Regions from separate parts of the Homo sapiens genome. Here regions 2, 3, 4, 5, 6 and 7 are each linked to region 1. Evidence: chromatin loops called from intact Hi-C (ENCODE). Cell type or tissue: HCT116. All regions are shown on one strand. Each heading gives the region's core, and the rest is flanking DNA. Links, peaks and the distances in the headings are about the cores only.

Region 1 (4,333 bases), core at 1-4,000:
GGTGTGGGGCCGGCTGCTCAGGGGAAGCCCCAGGCTCTCCGACCCAGCTACCGGGAATGGTATTTGGAGTACCTTCTACCCCCTTTGTAAAAATGCAACCTCAGGAGTGCAAATGATAGCAGGGGATTTAGAAAACTTTGCAAATAAAAAAAAGCCTTTCTCTAGACAGAGACCAACAACAGACACCCATATCCACAAATCCTTCCCCTCCCCAAATTTGAGCAAACGCCCCTCGGCATTCACCCGCTGCAGGGATACTCCTGCCAATAGCTTAATTGGAAGCTCTCTAAGCCCACCCCTGCTCTTCCAAACCCACGACAACGTCCTCTTCCAGGGAGGGAGAGGCTGAGCCCCTGTTCCCGGGAATGGCAGGGGCGCCCGCGCGAGGAGGGTCGCCGGGAGAGCCGCCTCTCCTCCAAGCTGGAGCAGCCGTGACCCAGATTGCGACCGCGGCGGCCTCGCCCTGCCTAATCCCCCCCTCTTCTTCCTCCAGGGGCACCCTTTGGAGAAGAACCCCAGCCTGGGGTGGGGACGCACCGGCTCTCCGACAGCTCAAACACAGACAGATCTTCTAGAGCCGAGGGAATTTCTTTTCGCAGAAGCCATTACTCCCCCCGGTAAGGGCTGCAAAAGGATTAGGGCGGGTCTCCTCTAGCCAGGATGCCTTCGGGGCTGGAACTGGCTTTTCTGGGAAAACCCAGAGATGGTTTTGTTTCGGAAGCAGAAACAGTCCCCCGGGCATATTAGGGCGCCCGGTGCGCACGTCGCAATCCCGTCCAGGGCTTGCCTTGCCCCGGCGCTCGTCGCTTCCCTGGGCGCCGGGCGGTTTGCAAGCCCTGCTCCTTACCTCCCGCCGACTGCAGGGGATCCGGAGGCGATTCTGCGCGGGTGTCTCCGGGTGGGCCGGGGGGGCGGGGGTGTCCTCGGATGGCTACAGTCTGTGCGCGCTTGCGCCTGGCTAGCGCTTGCTCGGCTCCAACACAGTTCCCAGGAGCCCCCCGCATCCACCCAGCGCGTCCAGACAGATGACTGTCACAGCCTGCGCTTTGAAGCTCGGGGGATATTATTAACTGAAAAATCTGACACACCCGGGGGGCGGGGAGAGAAGGGGGCTGTGGCGCAGACAAGGGGGAGGGAGAAAGGAGAGGAAAGCGGCTTTACCCCGCCCTCCTGATTTCCATAAAAATCAGGGGAGGCGCCAAGGCTTTCGCGCCAAAAGCCACTTGCTTTTCTTTGCAGAGAGAAGGCTGCAAAGCTGGGAAGCCCAGGGTGTGCTCCTCCCGCCCTTTTGGACCCCCGGGCTTGCACCGGCTGCACTCTGAGAACCAGCTGCGCGCGGAGCGGTGCAATGCAGCACCCACCCTGCGAGCCTGGCAATTGCTTGTCATTAAAAGAAAAAAAAATTACGGAGGGCTCCGGGGGTGTGTGTTGGGGAGGGGAGACCGATGCTTCTAACCCAGCCCCCGCTTTGACTGCGTGTTGTGCAGCTGAGCGCGAGGCCAACGTTGAGCAAGGCCTTGCAGGGAGGTTGCTCCTGTGTAATTACGAAAGAAGGCTAGTCCGAAGGTGCAAAATAGCAGGGAGAGGACGCGCCCCCTTAGGAACAAGACCTCTGGATGTTTCCAGTTTCAAATTGAAAGAAGAGGGGCGCCCCCCTTGTTTGAAAATAAATAAATAAATAAGTGCGAGCTACGAGGGTGGCGCCGCGGTGGTTTCTTCGGCCGAAGGCGACACCTCGCGGAGACTGAGCAGAAAGCGGAGCTGCCCGGCCTTGGCGCGGACCTGGAGTGCGGCCACTCCGCAGGTCTCCCGCCGCCCCCGCGGGACTGTCCACGCGTCCTCACCACTGCGGAGGAGGAGGCGGCCTGGCTCTGCTTCCTAGGGGGAATGGGCGTACGTTCCCTGCAGCCGTCCCCAGGGCTCCCAAGTTAACCTTTTCAAAGCCACCATTCTCCCCAGTTATGGGCAGGCGAATCTGATTTACCGAGATGGAAGTGCTGTCCACACCTCCTGAGACCCAGCCTCGGCTCAAACAGCTTGATTCCAAACTGTTGAAGGGAAAAAGGAAAGCTGCTGTCACTACTTCGTTTCTTTGTGCCTCAGTTTCCTCAATTGTGAAATGGAGTTCGTAGTGCCTCCTACCTGAGAGTTATGAAAGCTCTTATAAGTCCCCAGCCCATAATAGTTGTGTCAGCTATTATTATGATGATGACCACGACATGCTATTCTTCTGGGGAAAATAACACCCCTCTGTCCAGCAGCAGCATTGGCCCCTTCCCTTCCCGCCACCATCAAATCCTGGCTTTACTTCACTCTGGTCTAGCTTTTCTTACAGGTGTATTTGTTTGCAGGGGGTCAGACATTATTGCCCCTGCCCTCCAAACTCTCCAAAAACAACCCTGATCTCCTGGACAGCCCCCTTCACAACCAAATACACAGTGAGGTGGGATTTTGCCTTGAAAAACATTCCTTAGGCTTGTTTGGAGAGAGGGGAACCTGGCCCTGGGATTGGGGTGGGAAGGCTTCCCCGCCTCTCCCTACTTTTTTCTCCAAACTGGAAATGCCATTCTCCATCGCCCCCACCTCTTCACCTCACCATTGGATCTAGTTAAGGAGGAGGATGCTGAGGGTCAGGGGGCAACCCATAAAATGCTCACAGATTAGCATTTGTGAAGGCCTTTCCAGCCCTGACCCTGGACGCCTACAGAGCTCTAGGGAGAAAGATTCCCAGAGTTCTAGGAAGAGGCCCATGAATGCGGATGAGCAGCCCTTCCAAGCACCTTTATTATTGTTATTTCCCTCACAAATGTAAAAGCCTTCATCTTTGCAAAAGCCTTTTACAGCCCCACTTCTGCTTTTCCCTAGCCCCCTAATCGCCACCAAGCCCTCCTGCTGAATTCTCGCCTAGCATCCTGTCCTTTCCTGTCCAGCACTCACCTCCATTTGTAATGATCCATGCCTGGGAGTATTTGTTTAGTGCTCACTTCCGTGACACTGTGGAAGACAGGCTCAGTCTCCCTCACTAACCTGTGACCTGGGTCAGTTTTGCTCCAGAGGGAATCCTTACGGCACAGCAGTGTACCTGTATATAGTAAGTACTCATGGTATTATTCAAGACCAAGATCACTGAATGAGTCCTTCTAAGGTGGCCAGATCTTCTGTGGCAAGACTGTGAAAATAGGCCAGGATGGGTTCAGTTGCTCCGATTCAAAGTCCTACCTTTGTCCTTTCTCCTCAGATGAATGACCATCACTAGGTCATTCACCCTTTGTCGAGGGACAAGGTGTAGCAGAAAAGGGGGACAGAGGGACAGGAGACCTGGTTACTCTACATGCCTTTGAGCAAATCATTTATACTTCCTGGACCTCAATCTCTAATCTCCTGCTTTTAATGCAAGCCAGTAATTACTGACAAGTCTGAATCTGAAGGTTAACAGAATGATAAAATTCAACAAATATTTATTGGTTACCTTCATTTGTAAGTAGAAAGATAAAAGACTTTGTACATGGAGAAAACATGCTAATGCTGATTCTTAGTCTGCTTATAGAGAAGCCTGAAAATCCCTCTTAAAAATGTTGAAATACTTCAACTATGTGAACACACACAAAACAAATCTTCATATGGTTTCAAAGCCAAGGTTTTGTTCAGTACTGCCATGGTTTGAATGTGTCCTCCAAAAAAAAACACGTTGGAAGTTTAACCCCCAGTGCAACAGTGTTGGAGGGGAGGTCCCCAAATGCCAGTGGGACCTAGACCCCAGCCAGTGTCCAGGCTCTTGACACCATCAAGAGAATGAATTCAAAGACCAGTTGGAAAATAGTGAAAGTACGATTTATTGCAAAGGGAAAAGTACACACTCAAGAAAAGGGAATATGGGTGTACTCGAGAGACTCACACGAAAGGGGGTTTGGGGTTGCTACCTTTACGGGTTTCTTTAACCAAGAGGCAGAATATTCATGATCATTCCTAGAAAAAGAAGGAGATTTCTCAGAACTGTGACACCACCTATTTTTAAACCAAATATGGGTGTTCTCGGAAGTGTCATGATGCTAGTGGGGTGTGTGATTTAGTATGTTAATGAGCGTATAATGAGGTCCTAGGAGAAACCTAGGTCAAATCCAGTGCCATGCTGGGTTCAGTGGGTCTTAGCCAGCTTGGTCTACACTCTGTTTTTCACGGTCTTAGCCCATGGCCTCTGCAGCCATTTCAACAGTTTCCTTTTGCTAGTCATGTGAAATTGCTGCCCAAAATCTTCTATTATTCTGCAGCCACCTTATATTATTCCTGTCTCAGGACCTAATGTGAGGTGTTTAGGTCATGAGGGCTCCACTCT
Region 2 (4,333 bases), core at 241-4,240, 300 kb after region 1:
AGCAGTTTTTAAAAATTAAGAGCTGCAGGCTGGACACAGTGGCTCACACCTGTAATCCCAACACTTTGAGAGGCCAAGGCAGGAGAATCGCTTGAGCTCCCAGGAGTTTGAGACCAGCCTAGACAACATAGAGAGACCCTGTCTCTACCAAAAATTTTAAAAGTTAGTCTGGGTGTGGTGGCGTGCACCTGTAGTCCTAGCTACTTGGGAGGCTGAGGTGGGAGGGTCACTTGAGCCCAGGAAGTCCAGGCTGCAATAAGCCACGATCGCACCACTGCACTCCGGTCTGAGCAACAGAGTGAGACGCCATCTCAAAAAAAAAAGAAAAAGAAAAAGAAAAACGAAAAAATTTAAAAGCTGCATCATAAAGTATAAGGACGAGACAAAGGGTGATGTACTAGAGGCCTTCCTGGAGAGAGAGCAACAGAGCAGAAATACAGGCTCTGGGGCCTGAAAAACTCAACCTAGGGCCAGGCGTGGTGGTCCACACCTGTAATCCCAATACTTTGGGAAGCTGAGGAGGATGGATCGCCTGAGGTCAGGAGTTCGAGACCAGCCTGGCCAACACAGTGAAACCCCATCTCCACTAAAAATACAAAAAAGTTAGCTGGGCATGGTGGCACATGACTGTAATCCCAGCTACTCGGGAGGCTGAGGCAGGAGAATAGCTTGAACCCGGGAAGCGGAGGTTGCAGTGAGCCAAGATCATGCCATTGCACTTTAGCCTGGGCAACAAGAGCAAAACTCTGTCTCAAAAACAAACAAACAAACAGACAACAAAAAAAACCTCAACCTGGGGTACTTAGACTTCACTATTCTGGGCCTTGGATTCCTTATCTGCAAAAAATGATAGCATTGGCTCTTACATGAGGCAAAATACAAAATAGCTGGCTCATGGCTGGTATTCAAAAGCATGATGTTCTCATGCCCCCACAAGAGAGGTGGCAGTGACTCAGGTCCCTAAGGATGGGTGGAATTTTGACAGGCAAGAGAAGGCAGGACTTTGAGCAGCCTTCTTTGAGGCAGGTCTTTAAGCAGCAGGACTGAGCAGGGAGTAGTGGACAAGTGCCTGGATTCTAATTCTGGCTCCACTGCTTCCTAGTCACATGATCTTCAGCAAATCACTAATTTCTTGGTGCATCAGTTTCCTTATCTATGAAAATGGGAACACCAGTAAAATTTGTCTTCTGGGGTTGGTGTGAGGATTGAGTTAGGATGGGTAAACACTTAGAACAGTACCTGATATAGTGAAGGGTCATAAATTTTATCCATTGTTATATATGGAGGGGAATAAGGAGTCCAGATTTGATATGATTTGAGGAGTATGGGAAATAGGACTAGGAAGGTTGGGACTAGATTTTAGAGGGCCCTAAGTGCCCAAATTAGTCTGGACTTAAACACAATCAAGGCCCATCACAGGCTCTTGAATGGGGGTTGACATGGATTAATAACAACTCTTAAATGGTAAAGGCCAAATGGGCTCCTGTCATAGGTATAAATTATACCAGAAGAGGCTGCTCTTGAACAGTGACTAAGCCTTCTCCTGCTCCCACCCAAGAAGCTATTCTTTGGAGAAAAGCAGAAGGCAGAAGGACAGATCAGGTCTGGCTGTTTTTCCACTTAGTATCTCTTAATCCAAAATCCCAAATCTCCCTGTTTGGCTAGCAGGGACATTGTGGAAGACTATCACTTGGGGTGTCCAATCATCACTTATGGTTTTCAAATAAGTAGCCATGAGCTACTATTTGAAGTCATGAGGTTCATTATTTGGTCTGTCTAAGCCCACACATCCTGCCCTCACCCCCACCCAAACCCAACCCCAAGCAGGCAAAGTCAGTTGAAGACCATTCCACAAATCTCCAACATGCTCTTGAAGGGCAACGCCGTAATGCCTAGGATCCACTGTGTAAGTGGCAGAAAGACTAGCAGGCAGCAGTGACTTGTTGACATGATACTTCACCTGATTTCATTCAATCTGGGCTTTCAGAGACAGGCAGAATCAAAGGAAATGACTGAGAAAAAGCATTCCGAGTTCTGGAGATGTTAATGAGCATAGCAATTAGCATAAAGGCAATTTTGACATGTGTGGAAGTTCTTTGTACATAGAAGTCCCCAGTGCTGAGCCCAGGAGCAAGCTGGTGTGGTGGATGTGCAAGTGCTTTGTGACAGGAGAACACACTGGAGCACAAACTGCACGGGGCCAACTCACAGAAAAATAAAACCCTCATGCTCATTTCTTGGCCTTCAGGATCCAGAAAAAAAGACCACAGCCTCTGTCAAATGTAATGGGAAATAATTCCTTTGAATCTGTGATTTGCTCAGATGAAAAAAAAAGGGAGTCGGGTAATCCTTAAGTGACCCCAAGTGGTAAAAATACACCAGCACAGTGTTCTTTGTGGGTATTCCTGTGACACTGGCGCCACCTGGTGCACTCAACTGGGAAATAATGAATCACAACCCCATGAAGGCTGGCGTTGAGGGGCCCCATGCATTTGCGTTATTTTGTAAGTAAGTATTCTCTTGGTGCTGGGTTAACAACAGTGGGAAAATGAATAATAATTTATGGGCAGAAGCACACGATAGAGTTTATTACAACCAATAGAATTAACATCAATATTTTAAGTGAACAGAATTTTATGATATGGGTATAAGCAAGCCAATGTCTCCAAATTGCTAGCCTTTAAGAGCCAAACAAAATACCTCAAGCTTTCAGCCTGTGTGTCTGTAAGTTAGCCAATTCTCTCCCCAATGCACCTAAGGATTCTTGAGAATGCTTACAAAGCCTGATTGCCACTAAGCCTGATTGTCACTCTTCTGAGCTTTAGACTACTACTCCAGAGAAGTTGCTTGTCCCCTCTTACCATTAGGGACCAATTTCCCACAGAACAGGATCCTAATCAGTTCCCACACCCTGTTCCTAGCATTACTTTGTCTAAACACAGAAGAGCTTTCTCTTTCATACGCAAGTCATACTGACAGACCTACTTGCCGACCTAGGTAGCAAACATCTGAAGGTATTAAGAGAATCACAATGTAGAAAAGGAAAATCAAAACTCATTATCAAACAACATTGCTCCAATATTCAACTGACCCTGTCCCTACCGGCCTCTCCTCTCTCTCGACTCCTGTTCTGATCAGGATTTTCTATCTCAGAGTGTCTTCCCCGAGACTCTAATCCACCACAAAAAACTGGAAACCCTTCACACCCAATTATTGCCCTGCAGAGAAACATCCTCTGGCTGCCTCTTCAAAGTCCTACTTTGGCAGCAGCAAATATTTATCCTTAAATTGGGATTCAATTCAAGGAAACACAAAACTAGCAACCAATCACAGTCTTTTCTGGTGAACAGAATGAGTTACCCAGCTGGAGAACAAGATGTGAGGTAAAGTATTGGGTTAAACCAGTGATTTTTAGAGTATAAACTGGTCCTATCTAAAGCAATGGCAATGTTTTAAATAAAAACAAAGTAGCAACGTCTAAAACAGAGAAAAGGCCAAATGGGTTTTGAAAAATTGAAGCATCCTTAAAAAGACTTGCCTCAATCCCCAAAGTGACTATTTTGAAGGGAATTAAACTCACTTGGCTACAGGTGAGTAGCCTCTGAGTAGACTACGGGTGGTGAATAATCTTATCAGTTTCTTGAAAAATTACATATGTTACAATTTCTATCAAAGTGTTTCTCTACAATAATCCCCACTACATAATATTTCAACAAGGGCTCCAGCTTGAGTCTGACTATATGTAACCTTAAGACACATTGGCTTGGATGGGTGCAAAGGACACAAGGATTTGCAATAGGACCAAGAAACATCTAGGGTCAGACTCAGTTTAAGGCAGCTGCTCCCAAGCCTGGCAGCACATTAACATCACTGAGGCCATCTAGGCCCCACTCCAGAGCAATTAAATCAGAATTTCTGGAGGTGAAGTGCAGACACCGGTATTTTCTTTTAAAGTATCCTAGGGGACCTTAATGTGCAGCTGGGGTTAAGAACCACTAAGCTAAGGAAACAGAACTCAAGGTGGACATCTTGGGTCCAAAGGCAGTGAACTAGGAGACATGATTCTAACACAGCAAGCATCTGTCTTTCAGACGTCATTTTAGATCTTAACCAAATCCTCAAGTAAAAGATTGCAGTGAGAATAAAAGCTCTAAGAGTTGTTTCTCTGTAACAGTGTGTCTTGAATTGTGGTTCAAGGTCCATCTGCATGAACACAATTATTTCAGGAATTTGTTAAAATGCAGATTCCTGGTTCCCACCTTATATCTAATGATCTCTGCATGTGATTTAGCTCTAGAAGTCAGTAACTATTGTTGGGATCAAATCCAGGCCT
Region 3 (4,333 bases), core at 150-4,149, 340 kb before region 1:
ATTTACCAACAGTTTCCTGCCAATTCCCACAAGGCTGAGGCCTGGCGGCTGAGTATCACCCTGCCGGCCTCGTTCGATGAAACCCTTCTAATTCAGAGCATACGCACACAGGTGTGTCTGTGCAGGTACACACATTTGCCTTGTGGCATAGAACAAACACGGACCACCCGACTAGGTGAAGGTTAAAAAAATGTACAATTTGGAATGTGTTTACATTTTTCTTTTGATTGCTGATAATTCCTTCCTTTTAGCTGATATATGGGCCTTAATTAGTGGCTCTCTGTATGGGATCACAGCCATCCCATTGGTTCTGTCTACCTTCCCTGCACTTCCCCAGCCTGCTCCAGGCCCAGGCACCTGTATGTGTGCTCACCCACCCCATCCACAGCAGCAAAGTTTCACTGCAGCCTTGGACATCCTTCCAACAACCCTGCAAGCATGCAGAGCTCATGGGGTTGGGATGGCATGGGGCACCTGCACATCTTGGCCCTGTCCCACTCCAATGCATGATGCTGCCCAAACTGACAAACTCATTAGGAGCAAGACAAGTTACTTGGCTTATCAGGGAAGAGGCAGAGTGTGAATGAAAACCCCTATCATTTAACTCCTAGTGTTCTAGAATAATGGGATAGAATGAAGCTCAGAAATCTTGAAACTCTTCATTTCTACCCTCTCCTTGCGAAAGAAGAAACTATGCTTGGAAGATAAAAGACACTCAGTTGCTGAAGAACACCTAGAGCAGTGCATTCATAATTTGGAATCTGGTCTCCTATCTGCCAGGTCAGAGTTCCTACAGCAAACATTCCCAAGTCAATACAATGTGTACTTCCAGAAATTTAAAGCCACACAAGGCCTGGCCTGTTTGGGGACAGTTGGGTTTCTCCAGGATAGAGACAAGCCTAAACTCTGTCCTCCTAGGTAGTGAGCTGACAGGTCCTGGTAGAAGATCCCCCGCAGCCCTCCATCCTCTCTATCCCCACAGCTGAACCCTCAGACCGTCATGAGTGTTGGGCAGATGAGAGCAACTTTGAGAAATCTGCTCAGGAGCCATGACCCATAGAGACAAAGACACATGCTCAGGGAGGCCCTCCACATTTCTCTCATGGGGGAAAAAGCCCTAAACACACCCCTTCTTTTTCTTGCTTTCTTTTCCACACAAAATAAAGCCCCCCCCCAAAAAAAAATCCAAAAACTCTAAGAGCCTCTGAAACTTGGCTGCCCATACATTTTTCTGAAGCCTGCTTCTTCACCTCAAAACAAAAGCAAAAGGGAAAGAAAAACCAGGCCGAGGACCTTGTCTACTTCTGCCCTTGCTTCCTGATGGAGCAAATCCCTCATGAATTATGCACTTTCAGCTGCTGCCACCCCAGGCCATCCAGGCTCTGCCAAGGTAGCCAGCTCCTCCCCGGCTCCTGGTGTGATCTCAGCCCCAGGAAGGGCATCGGCACTGTCTTGATGGAAGAATGCCGGGTCCAGCTGCAACTCACCACTGACCCTCCCAGGTGAGCTCTGCAGAGAGATGCCCACAGCCAGGTGTCTGTGCCTGGTCATCGGTTTTCAGCCTAGTTTCTGGAGGAAGAGAGGAACCAAGAATCAGACAGGAGCTAGAGTGGGAGGCGGGGGAAGGAGTAAACCAATCACCAGAAGGTGGTGCTATACTTTAAGACAGACTAGCCAGAAGGGGAGAAGCCTCCGTGAGAAAGATTATAACATTTCAGAGAGGGAGGGTGTCTAAAGATAAAATACAGAGCACTGCAATGCTATGCAATGAAACGAAATGACGTCAGAGCTGAAAAGACTCTAAAATATCATTCTAGAATAATCTCATATCACTGGTGGGAAAACTGAGGCCCAGAGAGACACAGAGGTTTGCCCACCATTGTACAGACCAGAGGAAAAACTCGGTCTGTCGCCTCTTTAGGTTCTCCAAAGGCTGCCTGCTTTTTGGCAAAGCCGAGATTAGAGAATAAAACACGAGGATTGGCTCACAGTAGAGAAACATCAGGTTCAGGAATTGATGCTCCAGTGAGGCAGAAGGAGCCACAGTCCCTTCCCGGGAACAATCCACGGAGGCCTCCCAGAGCAAAGCCGAAACTACCAAAGAGTCAATCCAGTGTCCATCGCCTTGGCAGCATCACTGCTCAGCCTCATGAGTCTCCACAGGATGGCCAAATTAAAACTGCGGGCTATGGCCGGGCGCGGTGGCTCATGCCTGTAATCCCAGCACTTTGGGAGGCTGAGGCGGGTGGATCACGAGGTCAGGAGTTTGAGACCAGCCTGGCCAACATGGTGAAACCCCATCTCTACTTTAAAAATATACAAAAATTAGCTGGGCATGGTGGCACGCACCTGTAGTCCCAGCTGCTCAGGAGGCTGAGGCAGGAGAATCGCTTGAATCTGGGAGGCGGAGGTTGCAGTGAGCAGAGATCACACCACTGCACTCCAGCCTGGGAGACAGAGTAAGACTCTGTCTCAAAAACAAACAAACAAACAAAAAAAAAAAAAAACAAAGCAAAACAAAAACAACCATGGGCTTCACCACTTGCTAGCTGTGGGTATTCCTGTAACATCTCTGAGCCTTGACATCTCCATCAGTAAAATGGCATAAAAATATCTCCCTCTCAGAATCACTTCTGAGAATTAAAGACCCTTGTGCAAAGTGTCTAGCACAATCCTGGCATATGGTAAGTTCCCATGGCAGAACTTTCCCTACCCTTTTTGACTGTGCAAGGAGAAGCCTTCTCCTAAGTATCATGCATGTGGTCTGGAAATGCCAAGTGCTCTGCAGGTGGAAGAACCTGACCTTATGACATGGCTCATCACCAAGGACCCCAATCATAGAAGTTAAAGGATGGGTTGCAGGAGGAGGAGTAAGTATAGGGGCAGAGTTCATCCCACAGAGTCAATGGGGAGAAACTGACATCACTCTCAGGCCTTCCTGCCTGTGAAAAGCTCAGTTGCAAAGAACAAATTCCCTGGCAGAACCACTGAATGCCTACAGACACCTGCACGCACACACAACTAACATACACATGCCCAGATCGGCAAGGAGGGCGTGATATGGTTGCCTAAGTGCTGGGTCAGGAGACCCCAGCTTTCATGGTGGGCTCAGATCCAGCAGGAAACCACACTGTGAACGCCTTCCCACATTCTTTTCAATCACTGACTCTCACTCAGGGTCTGCAGGAGCCAGAAAGCATTATCACCATCCCCTCCATAGACAATAGGCCCAAGCCCTCGAAGGGCTTCCTCAGGACCACATAGCAAGGCAGCCCACTGAGCAGGTGAGTCTGCTGGGAAGTGGACAAGGCCCAGGCCCCGCCTCACTTATCTTCTTGGTTTCTCTTCTCGCCTCCCCATGAGAGGCCTGAGCCTCAGTTCCCTGGCTGAGAGGTGAGAGGGTAAGAGAGGGTGGAAGAACATACCCTGCTTGAGGTTGCAGCCACTCCATGGCCCCCTGGCTGCTGGACCAGTCCAGCCAGTCCCTTGACCTCTGTCTAGGGGAAATAGCCCCAGAATCCCTAAGGGGCCACTAATTTAGAACACATTTTACAGAGACTGAACTTTTGGGGCCATCTTTTAGAACAGCAGTGATGAAGAGACAGATATTACCTACAAGGGTGGGGGGAAACTGACTCCCATCCCTTCACATCCAATACTCAACTATTCATTCATGGGTTTCTGTGCCTCTACCCACACCTGTGCCAGGAATGCTCGCTGAGTGCTCCCTGTCATTACAACTTGCTGATAATGCTGCACCCTCATTCAACATCCAGCCTGGCTCCTATTATGCAGTCAGAGAAATGATCCCTGAGGAGGAGTCTGTCATGTACATCTGTGCTGCTGCAACACGTCACTCACAGTGGGCTGTTTATGGGGGTCATGAAGGGTACAGATGCTGGACTGCTGGGCTCCCACTCTGATTCACCACCTGCTAGCTCGCGTAGCCATAGGCAAGCAATTTCATCCTCCAGGACTTCTGCTTCCTCCATGATTAATTGAGGATAATGGTGGTCTACTTTACAACCCATGTAACATACTGATAGTAGCTAGTTTGTAGCACCTAATAAATTTTAACGAAGATTATCGGTGTTTCTTGTATGCATTCATTTGACATTTGTAGTTTGCCTACTATGTGCAGAAGCCATTGAGATCCTTCAACCTCAGGAACAAGAGCTGTGGCTTCCACACTGGAGGACTGAGGAGGAAACAAGACAGGCCAGTGTAGACACTAAGCAAAGGTGACCCGCTCCTTCTCCCTTATCCCTGTCAGAATGCTTCTCAGACTTTCAGTGCTCCACATATGGGGAACATTTGTGAGGTCATCGTAGTT
Region 4 (4,333 bases), core at 74-4,073, 280 kb before region 1:
CCCAGGAGTTTGAAACCAGCTTGGGCAACATAGTGAGACTCCATCTCTTCAAAAAATAAAAAAATTAGCTGGCCGGGCGCGGTGGCTCACACCTGTAATCCCAGCACTTTGGGAGGCCAAGGCCGGTGGATCACGAGGTCAGGAGAATGAGACCAGCCTGGCTAACACGGTGAAACCCCGTTTCTACTAAGAATACAAAAAAAATTAGCCGGGCGTGGTGGCAGGCACCTGTAGTCCCAGCTACTCAGGAGGCTGAGGCAGGAGAACGGCATGAACCCAGGAGGCGAAGCTTGCAGTGAGCCGAGATCGCACCACTGCACTCCAGCCTGGGCGACACAGCGAGACTCCGTCTCAAAAAAAACAAAAAAGAAAAAAAAAATTAGCTGAGTATGGTGGCACAAACCTGTAGTCCCACCTACTCAGGAGGCTGAGGTGGGAGGATAACTTGAGCCTGGGAGATCAAGGCTGCAGGGAGCTGTGATGGCACCACTGCACTCCATTCTGGGTGACAGGGCAAGACCTCGTCTCAAAAAAAAAATAAAAATGGAAAAAGAAGAAAGTCTGCTGCAAGCCACCCTGCATCCTGTCAGGCAGTGACAGGCTTAGCACAGTACCTGGCAGGCGGGATCCTCAACATTTGTTGGTCACTATTATTACTGTCATCTTTGTTATTATTTATTTTATTTTATTTTTATTTTTGAGACAGAGTCTTGCTCTGTCACCCAGGCTGGAGCACAGTGTTGCAATCTCAGCTCACTGCAACCTCCACCTCCTGGGTTCAAGCAATTCTCCTGCCTCAGCCTCCCAAGTAGCTGGGACTACAGGTGCCAGTCACCACGCCTGGCTAATTTTTTTTTTTTTTTTTTTTTTTTGTATTTTTAGTAGAGACAGGGTTTCAGTATGTGTGCCAGGCTGGTCTTGAACTCCTGACCTCACGATCTGCCCGCCCCGGCCTCCCAAAGTGCTGGGATTACAGGCATGAACCACCACACCCAGCCATCTTTGTTATTATTGAGCACCTAACTCACAGGGCTGATACGAAATACCCATAAGAGAAAAGGGCTTATCTGGAAAGTGTTATCTAAAGATGCAGTCTTAGCCCATAGATGCCCCCACCAGCAGGCCAGTTGGCACCTGGGTACTGGGCAAGCCCCACAGACCCATGGCCCTCCTGGGCGGTGGTTGAGTTACAGAAGACAGGCAGCAAAGACACTGCGGCCTAGGGGCATGACTCCCGGTGAAAGCACAAGTGATGCTTGTCGGGACATTAACAAGCTGCTGCTTGTTCTGTGTAGCGGGCATTGAGCCTCTGGACAGGGAAGAGAAGGCAGTGCCCATGACTTGCCATGCCCTGAACTTAGATGATCTCGTTTACTCCTCACAACAAACCTGTGAGAAAGTGTCAGTATCCCCATCTTACCAATGGGGAAGCTTAGGCCCAGAGAGGGCAAGCAATTTGCTCACAATCACACAGCTGGTATGGATTTAAACTCCCACCTTAGCCTTAGCGTGCCTCCAGGACCCCTGCAATTCCCTCTTACCCTGAACATGGTCCTGGGGGACCCCATCTTAGCATGTGCAAAACCGAACAGGGTGAGAGCCCTGCCACACTTGACCTTGCATTTAGTAATAACAATGAGGGGGGAGGGAGAAGGGGGGAGGGGGAGGAACAGAAGGAGGAGGGAGAACATTACCAACATTTAGCACTCACCGGTCCTGGTACTTGCTCAGGACTTTAATTGAGCAAGTAAAGGACCCATCCCCGCACCACCACCACCCCAAGAGGATCTTGGGTCTGAGGAGCTGACCGATCCCCTCATTCAATCCTCACAGCCCTACCGAGAAGCACTCTCATTATCCCTCCCGTACAGGTGAGGAAACAGAGGCTCAGAGACGTTAAGTAACTTTCCCCAGATTTAGCATCTAGCTGAGGAGCAAAGCTGGATTTGAGCCAATGTCTGCCTGACACTACAGAGCTCCAGCTTTTATCCACTCCTACCTCTGAACTGCCTAAGGAAAAGGCCAAATGCACCAGTATACTCTAGAGAGAAAACTTGATGGGGGCAAATCAGGGAAGACTAGTAAATGTATGGCAGGAGGACAGCCTGAAGAGGGCGCAGGGCTCCCCGAGGTTCCCTGCTGGCTGGGCTGCTGGTGAATAGATGGAGAAAGCTGTGGGCCAATATGGCCTAGACGAATCCAGGGACTCTGGAGAAAGCCCTAGGCCACTTCAGATCCTTTATATACCCACTGAGTTCCTCACACAAGCACCATGAATTACAACTCTGTGAAGTGCAAGTTGTGACTATTCCATGTTAAAGATGAGGACCAGAATTACTTAAATGACTTACTCAAGGTCAGGCAGAGATAGTTGCTCTCTCTCCTCTGTTCCCAAAGCTCCTTGTGTACATTTCTATCATTCTTTTCTTTTCTTTTCTTTTTTCTTTCTTTTTTTTTTTTGAATCAGAATCTCAGCTCTGTCACCCAGGCTGGAGTGCAGTGGCACCCTCACTGCAGCCTCGAACTCCTGCCTCAGACTCCCAAGTAGCTGGGACTACAGGCATGTGCCACCATGCTTGGCTGATTTTTTAAATTTTTTTTGTAGAGATGGGCGTCTGGTTTTGTTGCCCAGGATGGTCTCAAACTGCTAGCCTCAAGCCATCCTCCCACCTCAGCCTCCCAAGTCACTGAGATTACGGGCATGAGTCACTGCACCTGCCTGGTTTCATACTTTTTTTTTCTTTTTTTTTGACATGGAGTTTTGCTCTTGTTGCCCAGGCTGGAGTGCAATGGGGCGATCTCGGCTCACTGCAACCTCTGCCTCCCAGGTTCAAGCAATTCTCCTGTCTCAGCCTCCCGAGTAGCTGGGATTACAGGCACATGCCTCCAAGCCTGGCTAATTTTTGTATTTTTAGCAGAGACGGGGTTTCATCATATTGGTTGGTCTCGAACTCCTGACCTCAGGTGATCTGCCTGCTTCGGCCTCCCAAAGTGCTGGGACTACAGGCATGAACCACCGCCTGGCCCTGGTTTCATACTTCGTTGTCTGTTTTCTCTAGAAGACTGTGAGCCCCTCAAGAAGGAGGCCAGTATCTTTGTCATCGCTGAGTTCTCACCTCTGAACACAACGCTAGAAACATAGTAGATAAGTAAATGAAGGAATGGAGTGAAAATTGAACTCTGATCCTCCCTCTTCTGTCCTCCCTCCCTCCCCTTGACCAAGGTATCAAACATGCAGGTTTCACTCCCAGAAGAATTACTGCTTTCGTGGTACAGGCACCACTGTTAATAAAAGGTATCTAGTGTTCAGGAGAGTTCTGCCTTCTCGTTTTACATGTGGGGCAACGGGGACTTGGAGAGAGGAAAGGAGTTGCTCAAAAGCTAGTGGTCCAGCTGGATTATGGAGACATCTCTGACCCTGCCACACTACTTGTGTGACCCTGTATCAATGGCCTACCTTCTCTGTGTCTTGGTAGCTCCCCCTATAAAATGGGCTCGACCTTCCTCACTGCAGCAGTAGGGAAGTGTCATTGAGGTCCTTTTGGAGCAGAACCATGCCGATTTCCTGGAGTCAGCTAACTCTGGGCAGAGCCCACCCTTCTGGGTCCCAGGGACTCCATCTGTGTGTATTACCCTCATTTCTCTTTGGCACTGAGAAGCTGGGACTGTCTCAGGGCATGGAGGCCTCTGAGCTCCTTGGTAGAAGAAAGATGAAGCATGCCCAGCTCTCCTGGTGTATTTCTTTCCTTGAAATTCAAATAATGCTATTTCCCCCCCTCCTTTTCCTCCAAGGTGACTTGGTGATTGGACTGTGGATATGGATTTTCTATGATGTTTAAGATTTACCATAAAAATCTACATGAATTGGAGATACTATTATTAGACTAAAAGCAAAGAGGCTCATTTCTTTCTGTCAGAGGGAGCGAGATCAGAGGCTTTTCTGCTCTCTAGGTTAAAAGGTACACCTTCCCAGAAAGATGAGAGCCAGTGACGGTTCCAACAAACGTGTCCTATGAATTTACTAAAAAACAAATTATCCATCTTGAAGGAATGAAGGGATCATTTGAATGCACTCCTGCTTCTGAGGCTGGAGAAATTTTTCCTGCCTCGTGTCTGTGCACCGTCGTCTCTGATGGGGCAGCCTCTGTCTGTGAGATCAGAATTAATTAAACTGTGCTTAGTTCACGCTTTTCGTGCCGTTAGAGTCGGAGAGCTGTTTGAAATAGGATTCCTGCTGATGAATGGGTCTGTACAATTATCGGTGACAATATGGTGCATACCCTGAGTCCTGGGCTGAGCGTGGAGGCCCTTCCCGGCAGGGAGGTGAGCCAGG
Region 5 (4,333 bases), core at 187-4,186, 670 kb before region 1:
CGCCCCTCCGCCCAGTACGTGTGATCTCAGCAGATCCCAAAGTGAAGGACGTTGGGCTCCTTTCTTCACACCTCACAGGCGTCTTGGCAGTGGGATGTTCACTGGGAGTTTCTCCCTCTCCTCCACCTCGAGCTACAGCCCCTTTCTGCAGGAAACCCTCCCAGACTATTCTAGTCCAGATGAGGCACCTCCTCTTTTAGACTCCTTTCCCCAAACACTTTGCCTTTACCCAGATCACAGTCCTCACTAGAGTCTTCCTCCCCATTATAGTTGTCTTTGAATGCAGATTCTCATCCTTACTGGTCCTTACTGCAAGAGCCATGTTTTATTTAGCCCTATTCTCTAAAAAGAGCAATGCTCATGTATTTATTTCTTTGACTGGTTACCAGATTTATTTATTTATTTTTTGAGATGGCGTCTCTCTCTGTCACCAGGCTGGAGTGCAGTGGTGCAATCTCGGCTCACTGCAACCTCCACCTCCTGGGTTCAGGCAATTCTCCTGCCTCAGCCTCCCAAGTAGCTGGGACTACAGGCACATGCCACCACACCCAGCTATTTTTTTTTTTTTGTATTTTTAGTAGAGACAGGGTTTCACCATGTTGTGAAGGATGGTCTTGATCTCTTAACCTTGTGATCTGCCCGCCTCAGCCTCCCAAAGTGCTGGGATTACAGGCGTGAGCCACGGCCCCCGGCCTAGTCACCAGATTTCAATGCTGTATTAAGAACTGTGCTAGATACAGGGGATGGATTGATGATTAACACCTGTCCTCAAGAAGTTCAACAGATAGGTGTAAATATTACATTTTTGATAGAAATATATGCAAGATATACAGGATATATATATATATATATATATATATATATATATATATATGTTGGGACTAAAAGAAGTCAATCCTATTTTTGAGGCAAGTGCCAAGGATGATGAGGGGTGATGGATAGAGGGAGGATCAGCAGAATTGAATAAAATGGGAAGTGAAATGTGGGTAGTTAGGTAACTAAGCAGAGCCTATACAGTTTTGCCAACTCTACAGAAATTTTGGTTATGCTTGTAATTTCTAGGAACTTTACAGAAGTTTATCATGTGTTCCAACTACATGGGGCAGTACACATAGGCTGCCGAAGCCTTGGGATTTTTGAGTCTCAACTTTATCATCTGTACCTGAACAGGACTGGGCCACTGGGCTGGATCAGGGACACTTCTCCCTGTTCCAGCATTCTAGGATTTTATACAATGAGAATGTCAACAATTCACAAAAATGTATTCAGGCAACCTAATGCCAAACCATGTGCTAATAAGTTAATTAGAAATGAGACACAATTTGCTATGAGTTTCCACAGCCCTCTTGCCCTGACCAGAGGCCACAGGCCATGTCTTAAGCCATTTTCTGTTTCCCAAAAACATCTAATAATAGTGCAGGAGTATTCGACAAAATAACATAGTGGCTTAGACTGTGAGTTTTCTGGTATGATGGGCTGTGTTTAAATTCCAGTTCTGCTGGTGATTAACTGAGTTACCCTAGGCAAGTTACTCACTTGCTTCAGTGTTCTCGTTTCTAAAAGGGAGATGGTAGTAGCACAGAATCTTGAGTTTGCTTTTGGCATTAAAGATGACACTATATGTATTTAGCACAATGCCTAGCACAGAATATATGCACAGTCTGTGGAAGTTATTATTATTATTCATCTTACTAAGTAAGCAGTAAGTACTCAATTGCATTTTTTGTTGGCTGTAAATCAGTACATATTGGCAATATGCTCTGTCTGCCAAAATCCCTGAGTACCATCTTGGGTTACCTCAGTAGAGGTTTAGTGTCCAGATGGAAGCGAGATGCAGTCCTTCTGGGCAGACCACACTCAGAGGCCTGGAAACCGTTCTGGATACTACACAGTAGTAGATTCTCTGACCAGTAAGAGTGTGTGAATAAAATATCAGGTTGATCTGAGAACCTCTTTTCCCCTGTAATATGGAGGAAGAAGCATACGTTTTGTTTTAGGAGGAGAAGTGACAGGGGAGTCATGGAAGATGTCCTTATTTATTCCACATATATGTATGGCATTCCTTCTATGTGTCAGGCCCTATTCTAGGAGTTGAGGGCACATAAATAAATGATGATATATACTTAAAAGAAAAGCAGAGTTACTGGGGAGTGGGAGTAAAATAGTATTTTGGACAAAACTGTTAGGTTGAACTCCACTGAAAAATAAATCCCGAATGAATATACAAAGAAAATCTATGCAGATTGTGGAAAAACATTCCAGGCAGAAGGACTAGCAAGTGCAAGGGTCCCGTGGTAGAAACATGTGGTCTCCAGCTAGAAGCTGAGGTCTGAGGAGGGGTGAGATGACATGCCCAGGGTCTTCTGGCTAATCCATGTTACAATTGAGATGTTGATATTTAATGTCAGACTTTTCAGACAAAAAAGCTCATGCCTATTGTACTGTACTCTTTAGACAAGGGAGGGAGAGAAGAGCCTGGGGCCCCAGGGGTCCCCCTTGTGTGCTTTATCCCCGGTATCCCTGGCCCGCAGTTCCAGAGATGACCAGCAGAGGGTACCATGCACCGGGTTTCCGCAGCCACTGCCTGAAGCCATGTTGAATGAGCAAATGTCTGCAGCCGCCTCTGTGAGATCTAAATGTCTCCTTGGCAGGAAATCCGCGAGGAGCACGGCGGGGTTGTGCAAACAGCCTTACAATGTCCGCTTGTGTGTGTGCACTCGCCTTCGCCTGCATCGCCCACAATGCTCTGTGTTTTTTTTTGGATAATGGGGCTCTGTGGACCCATGTGCCTTGTCATGCAAAGGGAGTGACCTGCGTTTGTCATAAATGGGCTCTTGTATGATTAATAGCCATGTGAATGATCCCATCGCAGCAGCAGTTCAGGACCCAGCTTCACCTCTTCACTGACGTGGTGGTCTGAGTCGGCTTTCTTCTCCAGCTCCAAAGCAACAGTGCAGGATTTATTGCTAAAAGGGCAATGACTTGTTTGCGCTGTGGTTGCAATTTTTGAAATGCAAGGCAGGGGGCGCAGATACTTATTTGTTAGGACCTACTGCATGCCAGATGCTACACTAAGAACTTCTACCTGCATTATCTTACTTACTTAGTAACAATACTAAAAAGGGAATATTTTGATTTGCATTTTACTAACAAGGGAAACTCAGATTCAAAAGAGTCCAATGACTCTCCCAACGTCTCCAAAGCTCATGCTGTTTCCATGAAATGATTCCCTTTCCTTTTTAGAGTAGCTTAGTCCGTGGTCCACACTACAAAACGCCGTCCTCATTCCACTTGGCCATCTATAAACTGAAATTTGCGATCTTAAAATAGATGAGGGATTCCCTCGTTTCTGGGCTTCCGTGTATTTATTTTACCTCCTGAAAGTGTATCAGTCTGCATGTGTGCATTTTTCTGAGAAAGCCAGTTTTCATTAGATTTTCAAAGTAGTCTCTGGTCCTAAAACAAAAGGGCTAATCACCCAAAAGTGTTTATATTTGGGGAAATGCTTATTTTTCTCAGACCCGTTTCTCTCACCAATGACTGTTTTCTCTGCTCAGTCTGTGTGGGTGATGTCTTTGTTGTTGTTGCTGGGTAGTGACTACTTATCCAGTCCTTCCCATCCATCTCAGTGGCCATAAATGAATAATGCGATGTGTGGGACCCTGCTTGGTGGTTGGGCGGGGAGGAGTGAGGAGGAGTGGTTGAAATGGCTAAAACACTGACAGCCAGTCAGAGATAGCCCCTGCAAGAATCCACAACAGCAAAGGTGCTTACTTATGCCTGGGGTTTGGGGAGGAGGTTACTGGGAGAAACGATAGGCCGTCTTTAGGCGTTCAAGGCAAAAGGAACAGTATGAGCAAGAAAACAGAGGCAAGGACCGGGCACTCTGGCTCACACCTGTAATCCCAGCACTTTGGGAGGCCTAGGCAGGTGGATTACTTGAGGCCAAGAGTGCAAGACCAGCCTGACCAAGATGGTGAAACCCTGTCTCTACTAAAAATACGAAAATTAGCCAGGTGTGGTGGCACACACCTGTAATCCCACCTGCTTGGGAGGCTAAGGCAGGAGAATCGCTTGAACCCGGGAACCTGGGAGGCAGAGGTTGCAGTGAGCCAAGATAGTGCCATTGCACTCCAGCCTAGATGACAGAGCAGACTCCATCTAAAAAAAAGAAAAAAGGCAGAAGCAAGGAGGCAGGAGCCCTTCCACTGTCATATTCTGGTGTGGCTTATGTACAGAGTGATCAGAGTAGCTTCAGCAGAGGGGCGGAATCTTGAAAGAGAGCTCTAAGCCAGGCTTATAGCCTTGCATACCAAGTAAAAAATTTACCCAG
Region 6 (4,333 bases), core at 71-4,070, 830 kb before region 1:
GCTGAAGCTTGCCTTCAGTTCTTTGGCAGGTGGAATGCTCCAATATGGTGGTGTTTCATCAAAGAATCCAAGCTAAGAAGGCTCAGCAAGATACAGAGTCCTAGAAAGACAAGGTCAAGGTGATTTGTAACATAATCATGGAATTTGCATCCCATTACATTTGCCTTATTCTGCTTCTTAGAAGCAAATCACTAGGTTCAGCTTACACTCAAGGGAAAGGAGTCACATGAAGAGTAATGAGTATATGTAACCCTCACAAATACCAACAAGCATGAGTACCATGAGTATGTTTGGGGGCTGTCTGAGGATGTGTCAAACACAAAAACGACCCTAGTGAGATGAATCTCCTCACATTATGCTGATAAAATTATAAGTGCATACAACTCTTTTGGAAAGCTACTTGACAATATGTGTCCAAATAGCAAATGTGAGTATTTTATCATCCAAATATTCTAACACCAGGATTATCTTAACGAAAGAGTCAGACATGCACAGTAAAAATTTAAGGACGGAGATCTTCATTAGGGCCTGATTTGGAGAAATTAAGAAAAGGAAGCCACATAGCTGACTTCTGCTAAGGTAGTAAGTAAGTAAAACAGTGTATTAATTTGGGGATGTTAAATCGTAATTGAAAATGAACTTTATTCACTTGATGATATATCTTAGAGAAGATTACACAGCAGAACATACAAGCCTTCCTCAGTCTTATTAAATACCTCAGTGTTGTTAATATCTATACAGTCAAATGTTAATTTGACTGTTGTTAACAGTGTTGGGTTAAGTAATTATGTAATATGTATACAGTCCAACTGTTAATTTTGACTGAATAATTTCATACTTAAGTGTTGGGTTAAGTCACTATGTAATATCTATACAGTCAAATCAATAATTGGAATGTATAGATGTTATGTAATGACTTAACCCAACACTTAAATAATGAAATATTTCTGTCATTCCCAGTCTTCAGCTTTTACAAACATCCTTGTAAGTTTTCTGTGGAGTATAAATCTCTAATTGGGGAAAATATTGGGGCAAAGTTATGTATTTTGAGTAGTATAACCACATTGAGTGTATGATAATATCACACACATTCACATAGAGTAGGGTGAGGGCATGCATCTAATGTGTGATGGCAAGTTGAGACCGTGTTTCCTTCCCAGCTCACCCAGATTCCTGAAGGAAGACTGAAGGAAAAACAACAATCCCCTTATGCAATGCTTTGCCCCAGCTGTAGGTGGAAGGAGGGACCTGGGACAGGGGATCACAATGTCACGTGAGCAACTTAGTTTCTTATTCAAGAAAATAAAAATATATTTTACTTCTATATTATTTCATGACTACAAAAGGACCTGCTAGGTTTATTAACAAAACTTACAAAGGAGAGATAATTTATCTAAAACGAAAAGTTAAAAAGCATATTTATTATCCCTTTTTGAAGGGAGGCTATGCTGGAGGATGCAAACGGAACAGAACAGGCAAAAGTCACCCATGGAATGTGGGTGTTTCTGCACACACAAAGGGAAGGGGGCGTGTCGTTGATGCCTAGATTTTTTTGTGAGACACGCCGTCTGCTGACGCACAGTGGGCCATTAAGTGTTAAGAAAAGGCTCACAGGAGAAAGATGTAGCCTTCTAGGTAGGAATGGACAACAATGAATCATCAAGATCCCAGTGGTGCCCAAGCAGTGTGGGAGATGGTTGCTTTAGGGTTCTGGAGCCTGCATAGAAGGCAGAAAGAGTAGGTAGGTGTGGGGGACCACTTTGTGAGGTCAGGGGAATGCTGACACTGTGTAACCAGGTGGGAAGCATACTGACAATTCACACCAATCTCTCCAGGGAATCCTAGATGCCAAGGGAGCTACACAAGCCAGCCCTGAAACAAGTGAACCTGCAAGCCAACCCCCAACTCCACCCCCACCCCAATTCCACATCTACCCACCAGCTGCCTTGGCTCCTCTAACAAACAGGAGAAGACTGCAAATGCCCCTTACCTCCTCCTTTAGCCTGCTGACCAAAGCAAAAGCACAGGGAGGGCCAGGAGAGGGATACAGAGAGCAGGCCTGTCCCTCTACACTCACATGCACTTGTGTTTGCAATCAACAATTCTGGAAGAATAAAAAAGAAACTGGCATTACTGAATGGGCAGGACTCACTGAAATAGGTGGATGGAGAGTTATTTTTTTCTCTCCAATGTTACAAAAGCTTTTCTGGTCACACTCACAGAAAGAAGTGTCCTCAGCTCACTTTTGCACATGAAAGCAATCTCATTTTGATTATTAAAAAGGTCACCTAAAGTATTAATGAAAACCTCAAATTCTTAACCACGTTCAATATGTCCTTGTGTCTCTGTGCAGGCCTCACCCAGACTTAGAAGCCTTGATTGAGTGAGTAAGGGCTATGATAGGGGTACGCGCACACACACACACACACACTTACATACACATACATTTATGTGCATGTGTATATGTTTGTATGCATAAAGGACCATAACAGATGTATGTGGAGATACACAGATACAGATATAGATGCATGTATGTGGATTTTTGTTTAGTTTTATTTACTTTTCCAGACTTCCGCCTCTCACAGGCTGCTATTTCAGGCCCCACTAGGGTTGGAAGCCCTGGAAAGGAGCGAGGAGGCAGGAAAAGTCTTACCAGGCTGTGACCTGGCACTGAGCCCTCTAGCCTTGGCAAACATCTCTCCCTCTTTGGTGGATGTTTTGTGGGTTTCTCAGAGAGTCTTTTACTGAGGACCTCTACCCGTATCTCTCTTGACATGACAGAGGCCTCTATTCCCTAGACATTGCACAACCCGCCACTGTGCTGGATCCCACTGAGGCAGAATAGGGTGTGGAGGCCGGGAACCTAAGGGCACGCTGACTTCCTGTAACTCAATCAAAACGAAAACCCCAACTTTCCATACCTAAGTAACAAAAGAACTGGAGGCTACTCCCTTTGCACCCCCCTGCCCCCTTTTTCTGATTGGAAAAAGGGGGTTGCTGTCTGCAACCAATCAAACATTTGCATTGGAGGGTAACTTTGTAATTTCAGCCTCTGATTAGTTACTTTCCACAACCAACTATTTCCACAACTGACCCGTTGCAGAAAGCAATCAATCAGACTGATTGTGGGCCACTACTTCATTTACATAGGATGTATACCAAGTAACCAATGGGAAACCTCTATAGCATATTTAAACCCCCAAAATTCTGTAAAGGGGCTCTTGAGCCCCTGTGCTCGGGCCAGCTCCTATCCTGTGGAGTGTGCTTTCGTTTTCTATAAAGTTCTGCTTTTGTTACTTCATTCTTCCCTTGCTTTGTTTGTGTGTATTGTGCAATTCCTTGTTCAAAATGCCAAGAATGTGGACACCTTCTACTGGTAACACCACCACCCCTACCTCCTCCACCAGACAGTCTCCCTGCACATAGCTCTTCCAAGGGACTCCAGCTTCTCCATCCCATGAGTCCACTGGTCCTTGGAAAGGTCTCTCATCTGTGCCCCAGCAGGTGGGAGAGCAGTTTGCTCCCTGGACAGCCCTGGCTTTCTCGCTCCTCCTGCTTCAGGCACAGACTGTAACCTTTGCTCTTACGTTTCTCAGGAATGTTTCAGACCATAGTCCCCTCTGTCCTTCAAACTTCAGGGAATGCAAATAAAGCTTTTCAAGTAGCCCTGAAGCCAAAGCCTCTCACTTAAGGTGAGAGACAATCACTTCTTTGCCTCTTGTTGGGACAAGCAGGGAGGTTGATATTGACAACATTCTGACCCCTCTCTTCAACTCCCAGCTTGCCCAACTCAACTCTTCCAGGCTGGAGGTTGGGGTTGGTCTGTCTTGGCAGAATCAGTTTCACAATCTATTTGCATGCCCTGCACGGGAGAGTTCACACCTGGCTTTAGGCGGGAGGCACTCTGCTACTATGGTACTGCTCTCAGCTTAGGGCCTGTGCTAAAATGGACAAAACCCCTATTTTAGCATCCTATTCACCATTAGTACCTTATTCACAATAACTTTCAAGGAAGACTGGGGGTCTAGACTGAGAGTGAAATATACTTTACACTGTATTATGTGCTATTAGATTTTTTTTAAAATCCATTTATCTTTCAATAAAACAAAGAAAAATTAGTTTCATAAAGAATAAACTTTATTTAACAAGGGAAAATGCTTTGGATACAACTGTACTTTTTAAACTTTATTTTAAAACAGAAAAATTTTGAAAAAGTAAATGTAAAAAAATTTTAATATACATACAACTATTTGCTAGGTAAAAACAAATACATAAAATACTAGAAAGAAATGATCTACAATGTTCAGGTTATGATTTTTTAACCCACTATTTT
Region 7 (4,333 bases), core at 134-4,133, 550 kb before region 1:
AAATAAATAATAGAACAAATATTTTCGGCGTCAAAGACCAGCAATTTCTGTCGCCCAGGCTGGAGTGCAGTGGCGTGATCTCCCCTCACTGCAAGCTCCGCCTTCTGGGTTCACGCCATTCTCCTGCCTCAGCCTCCCGAGTAGTTGGGACTACAGGCGCCCGCCACCACGCCCGGCTATTTTTTTTTTTTTGTATTTTTAGTAGAGACGGGGTTTCACCATGTTCGCCAGGATGGTCTCAATCTCCTGACCTCGCGAACCTTCCGCCTCGGCCTCCCAAAGTGCCGGGATTACAGGCATGAGACACTGCGCCTGTCCTAAGACTAGCTATCTTTAGGTTGCAAGGACCACTGAAGCTCAAGCAGAATGAATGGAACATGATCCACATTCTCATGTACACATCCTAGTGAAAGTTCAGCATGTTAAGAACAAAAAGGACGAGCTTAGATGCTGAGAAAGAGAGAGAGAGAGAGAGAATTAAACAAAAAGAAAAAATTAAGCCAAAAAGTGATCAGTTTCACAACCGACTTCTCATCAACAACATGAGAAACGAGAGAAATCCTAAAACATTGTGGAATAAAGACATTTTCATTTACATAAGAACTCAGAAAGTTACTTTTTATCCACTCTTTCTGGTGATAAAATACTTGAGGGTATTGCAGCAAGATCATAAACACATACACACTGAAAAGAAAGACATGAGATTCAAGAAAGAAGTCCAGGATTAATTTTTATTTAATCTCAATCAGACAACAATGTAGTAGTTGGGAAAGCAATCAGTCCAAATAGGACCACTAGATAATTAATATGATTAATTTAAAATATAGATATTATTATAGATATTGTAAATAAGGGATATGTTTCTTTGATAATCAGGAAAAAGGCAACTAGAAACACTAAGATCAATATAAAACTATATTGTAAATTTAAGAGTCAAACATAAAGCAAACTAAAATGTGTGATGCTTCAAAGTATTAAAGCAAAGAAAAAAATCACTCTGAATATATTGCTTGGATCATTCTCTTTTAACATTAAAGTATTAGTGACAAATAATTCTATTTTCTTTCCATCTTGGTCCAGATAGCATACTTGGTCTAGCACTTACTAATATTGATATGTTCAAATATTTTAAAAATTGTTTATTAGTTTCCATGTACAGATCAACCTATAGACAAAAAAAAAATCATTATAGTAGGTGATAAAATGTAATTACATTGTGAACCTGGACAAGGTAAAAGTAATTGTAGAGCTGCCATATTTGACTGTGGAAAGTGTTACATGAACAAAAGACGGTGGGTGATAATTTTCTCATTCTATCACATGAGAGAAGAAATTACCACAATTTGATAGAATAAAAAATAAAAGTTGAAGTATATTATTTAAAGTAACTAAGTGAATAAATAAATGAATAAAACCACAATAATAATATTTAGAATTATGGAGCTAACGATGAGAATAACAGAAATCAGAAAAGGTTAAAAATGATTACCACTGGGGAAGGGCATTAGGAAGTGAATGACCTTTTTTTTTGTTAACTCTTTGCATCTTTTTGAAATTTTTATCATGTGCATGAGTTAGTTTTGAAATGATAATAATAATATTAAAATATGAAATGGCCCCGCTCAAGGAAGGAGGGACATGACATTTATTGAGCCTCTGATATGCTGGAAATACACACATCATCTTGGCTTACTCATCATGAAATGCATACAACGTGATTATTATCTTAGCCTGCTTTTTCTCGTTGATACAATTTAGATGATACACTGTTCAATAATTGATAGTGCTAAAGCCAGGGTTTGATGGCAGCCTCGCCATGTGCCCTTTCCACAGCTGTGCAAGCCTTCCTCAGTGCGGACCTCCACACCAACCAATGTGCTGAAGCTAAAGAGACTCAAGTTCTAAACCTTTCTATATGATATATGCCTTTGAGCACTTTGTGCGTCACCTCAATTTTCTTTTCTTTTTTGTGTGTGAAATGAATGAATGTGAACAGACAAATGTCTAGGACTTTGTATTTCTTAAATGTAATCTGTTATATATACACACACATGGAAAATTACATGCTTTAGAATTAGACTTACTAGTTTTGGAACTTTGGGCGGGCCACTTCACTTCTCTGAGCCTGTTTCTTCATCTACAAAGGAAAGTCAGTAATTTCACTCTAATTTCTTCATTATTATTTTCATTTTGCTTTTTTTGTGTGGCCAGTTGGGGGCATTGTCTCCCTTGGCATCGGTCAGCCAATAATTTGTAGTTGTGCAATGCCTGGCATCTGGAAGGAGGACGTAAGAGGCTGTTTGTTACCAAGCTTCTAATTCAAGAGCAGAGCATCCCCTCCTAGGTGAAAGGATTGTAATACAAACTGTTCATTTAACTTCTTAGTCAAACAGAAAGAAAGACTGTCCTTCCGAGAAAATAATGATTTCATAGTTGCATGAGGTCAAAATAAAAATAATGCAATAACTGGTCTCAAATTGACAAAGGAACCAAATTGGTGATCTTCTCTCATAGATAGAAAATCATAGACTGGGCATGGTGGCTCACACCTGTAATCCCAGCACTTTGGGAGGCCGAGGTGGGTGGATCACTTGAGGTCAGGAGTTCGAAACCAGCCTGGCCAACATGCAAAACTCCATACTAAAAATACAAAAATTAGCTGGGCGTGGTGGCGTGCATCTATAATTCCTGCTACTCAAGAAGCTAAGGCACAAGAATTGCTTGAACCCAAGAGGCAAAGTTTGCAGTGAACTGAGATTGCACTACTGCACTCCAGCCTGGGTGACAGAGTGAGACTCTGTCTCAAAAAAAAGAAGAAAGAAAGAAAAGGAAAGGAAAGGAAAAGAAGAGAAGAGAAAAGAAAAAAGAAAAGAAAAGAAAAGAAAAAAAGAAAAGAAAAAGAATCTTCAGAGATGTAATTTCAATTGTGCTAAAGGTCCCAGGACTTAAGGAGGTCTGGGCTGCCTGCTCTAGGTATGGCAACATACAGAAGTCCCTGAGAATGCAGCCTCCCTGACAATTGTATTTCCTCCTAAAATTGTCATTTGGATTTGTGTACAAATGTCTCAAGGCCTTCTTCTTTTCTCTCTTCTCTTAGGCTCAGATCTGACCCAAAAAAAGAGGGGGATTTAATTAGATTTTGTAGGTTAAAGCTCTCTACACCAAAAACTTAGATAAGAATAGCAAAAGAACAATTGGTCCCTCACTGCATTTCTCAATGAAAGTGTAGAAGAAGACATGTTGGAGGTGTTTTATAACAGCATCAAATAAGCTAATTTCACCCGGTCTCAAATTTATAGATTGCTGTCCAGACTTCCAAAGCTGTGGCTAATGAAGCCGAATGATCAAAAGGATGCTTAAATGATTAATGTGACTTTTCTCTTACACTAACATAAGTCCTCTACCTGAGATATTTGGAGTTGATGTTGTACATAACATTTGGAATAATGAACAAGCTTTGGATGTATATGGAAGTTTCTTAGTCAAACTCAGAGGCAATATATAGAAATACTTACTGAATTACATGCCTACAAGATGACAGAATTTGAAGGGACTTTGAGATCATCTGATCACATTGGCTCATTTTAAAGATGGTTAAACTAAGGTTAAAGTAAGTGACATAGTTTTCCCAGGTCCACAAATTTTGTTTGTGTTGTAAAAGGGCCCAATTAATTCACTTATTCATCTATTTATTAAAGTAAGAGATATTTATTGAGCACCTACTTAGTCCTAGTCATAATGTCAGGCCATTGCAAAGCAGATAGGGATATGAGATAGTCTTCCACCTTCCAAGAGCTTCTGGTCTGAAGGGGAGGCAGGCCTGTTTCATTTCCAGCACAACCTAATGACGTCTAATAGAGAGACGACAGCCAAGTGTTCTAGAGCACAGCAGAGAACTCTAATTCTTCTGAGGGGCTGGGAAAGTCCTCATAAAGAACATCCTATTTGAGTGTGATCATGCCAGATAAGATGGAGGGGAGAAAAGAAACATTTCAGGTGGAAGAAACAATATCATCGGTATTTTTATAGTTCAAAGCAATCATAAAGTGTCAGTCACCCAGGTGGGATCCTGGGTAGCATTCCTATCCAGGTAGGAGAAGGGGCCTAGATTCGAAAACTTCTAGATTAAAAGCACATCGTGTCTCAAAAAAAAGAAAAAAGAAAAGAAAGGAAATGTGGAGATGAAAAACTTGGGTGTGAGCCAGTGCATATTTACAGTGACTTCAGCACATGACAAGGAAATCAGAGCAGATCTTGAAGGTAACGAGAAGAGGCCATTTCAGGAGATCTAACATTTGTAGGAAATTTTTCTCCAGATATGAGCTCTGTCTGT

What was found. A loop is a pair of places that touch in the nucleus more often than their neighbours do. Peaks named below come from ENCODE experiments on the same cell type or tissue, not always from the same donor. Only the 100,000 strongest peaks of a DNase experiment are listed, where the experiment ranks them.
Region 2: it touches region 1 in a loop (7-fold over the local background); 67 of 110 quality-filtered maps call a loop at or near these places.
Region 3: a loop joins it to region 1, with 9 times the contacts of the local background. A loop is called at or near these places in 69 of 110 quality-filtered maps.
Region 4: it touches region 1 in a loop (9-fold over the local background); 26 of 110 quality-filtered maps call a loop at or near these places.
Region 5: a loop joins it to region 1, with 10 times the contacts of the local background. A loop is called at or near these places in 57 of 110 quality-filtered maps.
Region 6: a loop joins it to region 1, with 3 times the contacts of the local background. A loop is called at or near these places in 23 of 110 quality-filtered maps.
Region 7: it touches region 1 in a loop (8-fold over the local background); 45 of 110 quality-filtered maps call a loop at or near these places.

What each region holds. Positions count from the first base shown.
Region 1 is chr2:15,937,258-15,941,590 of GRCh38, reverse strand. MYCN (MYCN proto-oncogene, bHLH transcription factor) reads right to left here and starts at 1,041. Exons shown (of 3, transcript NM_005378.6): 1 at 848-1,041. It overlaps MYCNOS (MYCN opposite strand), which reads left to right. Exons shown (of 4, transcript NR_110230.2): 1 at 1-59; 2 at 494-617; 3 at 2,866-3,091. RefSeq lists enhancers at 913-1,443, 2,488-3,045. In HCT116, for the core only: a CTCF peak has its summit at 1,756; a DNase peak (open chromatin) is centred at 1,750; H3K4me3 peaks cover 793 bases; H3K27me3 peaks cover 1,347 bases.
Region 2 is chr2:15,635,550-15,639,882 of GRCh38, reverse strand. No RefSeq gene overlaps it. Among named protein-coding and RNA genes, the nearest start is that of DDX1, 46 kb to the right of the region's middle. RefSeq lists a silencer at 3,872-4,072. In HCT116, for the core only: CTCF peaks have their summits at 2,206 and 2,413 (motif pointing left); a DNase peak (open chromatin) is centred at 2,422.
Region 3 is chr2:16,279,341-16,283,673 of GRCh38, reverse strand. No RefSeq gene overlaps it. Among named protein-coding and RNA genes, the nearest start is that of GACAT3, 230 kb to the right of the region's middle. In HCT116, for the core only: a CTCF peak has its summit at 1,653 (motif pointing right); a DNase peak (open chromatin) is centred at 1,633.
Region 4 is chr2:16,216,632-16,220,964 of GRCh38, reverse strand. No RefSeq gene overlaps it. Among named protein-coding and RNA genes, the nearest start is that of GACAT3, 170 kb to the right of the region's middle. In HCT116, for the core only: a CTCF peak has its summit at 2,104 (motif pointing right); a DNase peak (open chromatin) is centred at 2,124.
Region 5 is chr2:16,607,439-16,611,771 of GRCh38, reverse strand. All of the region lies in intron 2 of CYRIA (CYFIP related Rac1 interactor A), which reads left to right. Among named protein-coding and RNA genes, the nearest start is that of CYRIA, 56 kb to the left of the region's middle. RefSeq lists a silencer at 2,312-2,731 and enhancers at 2,292-2,791, 2,792-3,293. In HCT116, for the core only: a CTCF peak has its summit at 2,514 (motif pointing right); DNase peaks (open chromatin) are centred at 2,571 and 3,001; H3K4me3 peaks cover 394 bases.
Region 6 is chr2:16,762,783-16,767,115 of GRCh38, reverse strand. No RefSeq gene overlaps it. Among named protein-coding and RNA genes, the nearest start is that of CYRIA, 99 kb to the right of the region's middle. In HCT116, for the core only: no CTCF peak of the experiment used is centred there; no DNase peak of the experiment used is centred there.
Region 7 is chr2:16,485,804-16,490,136 of GRCh38, reverse strand. No RefSeq gene overlaps it. Among named protein-coding and RNA genes, the nearest start is that of CYRIA, 180 kb to the left of the region's middle. In HCT116, for the core only: a CTCF peak has its summit at 2,234 (motif pointing right); a DNase peak (open chromatin) is centred at 2,225.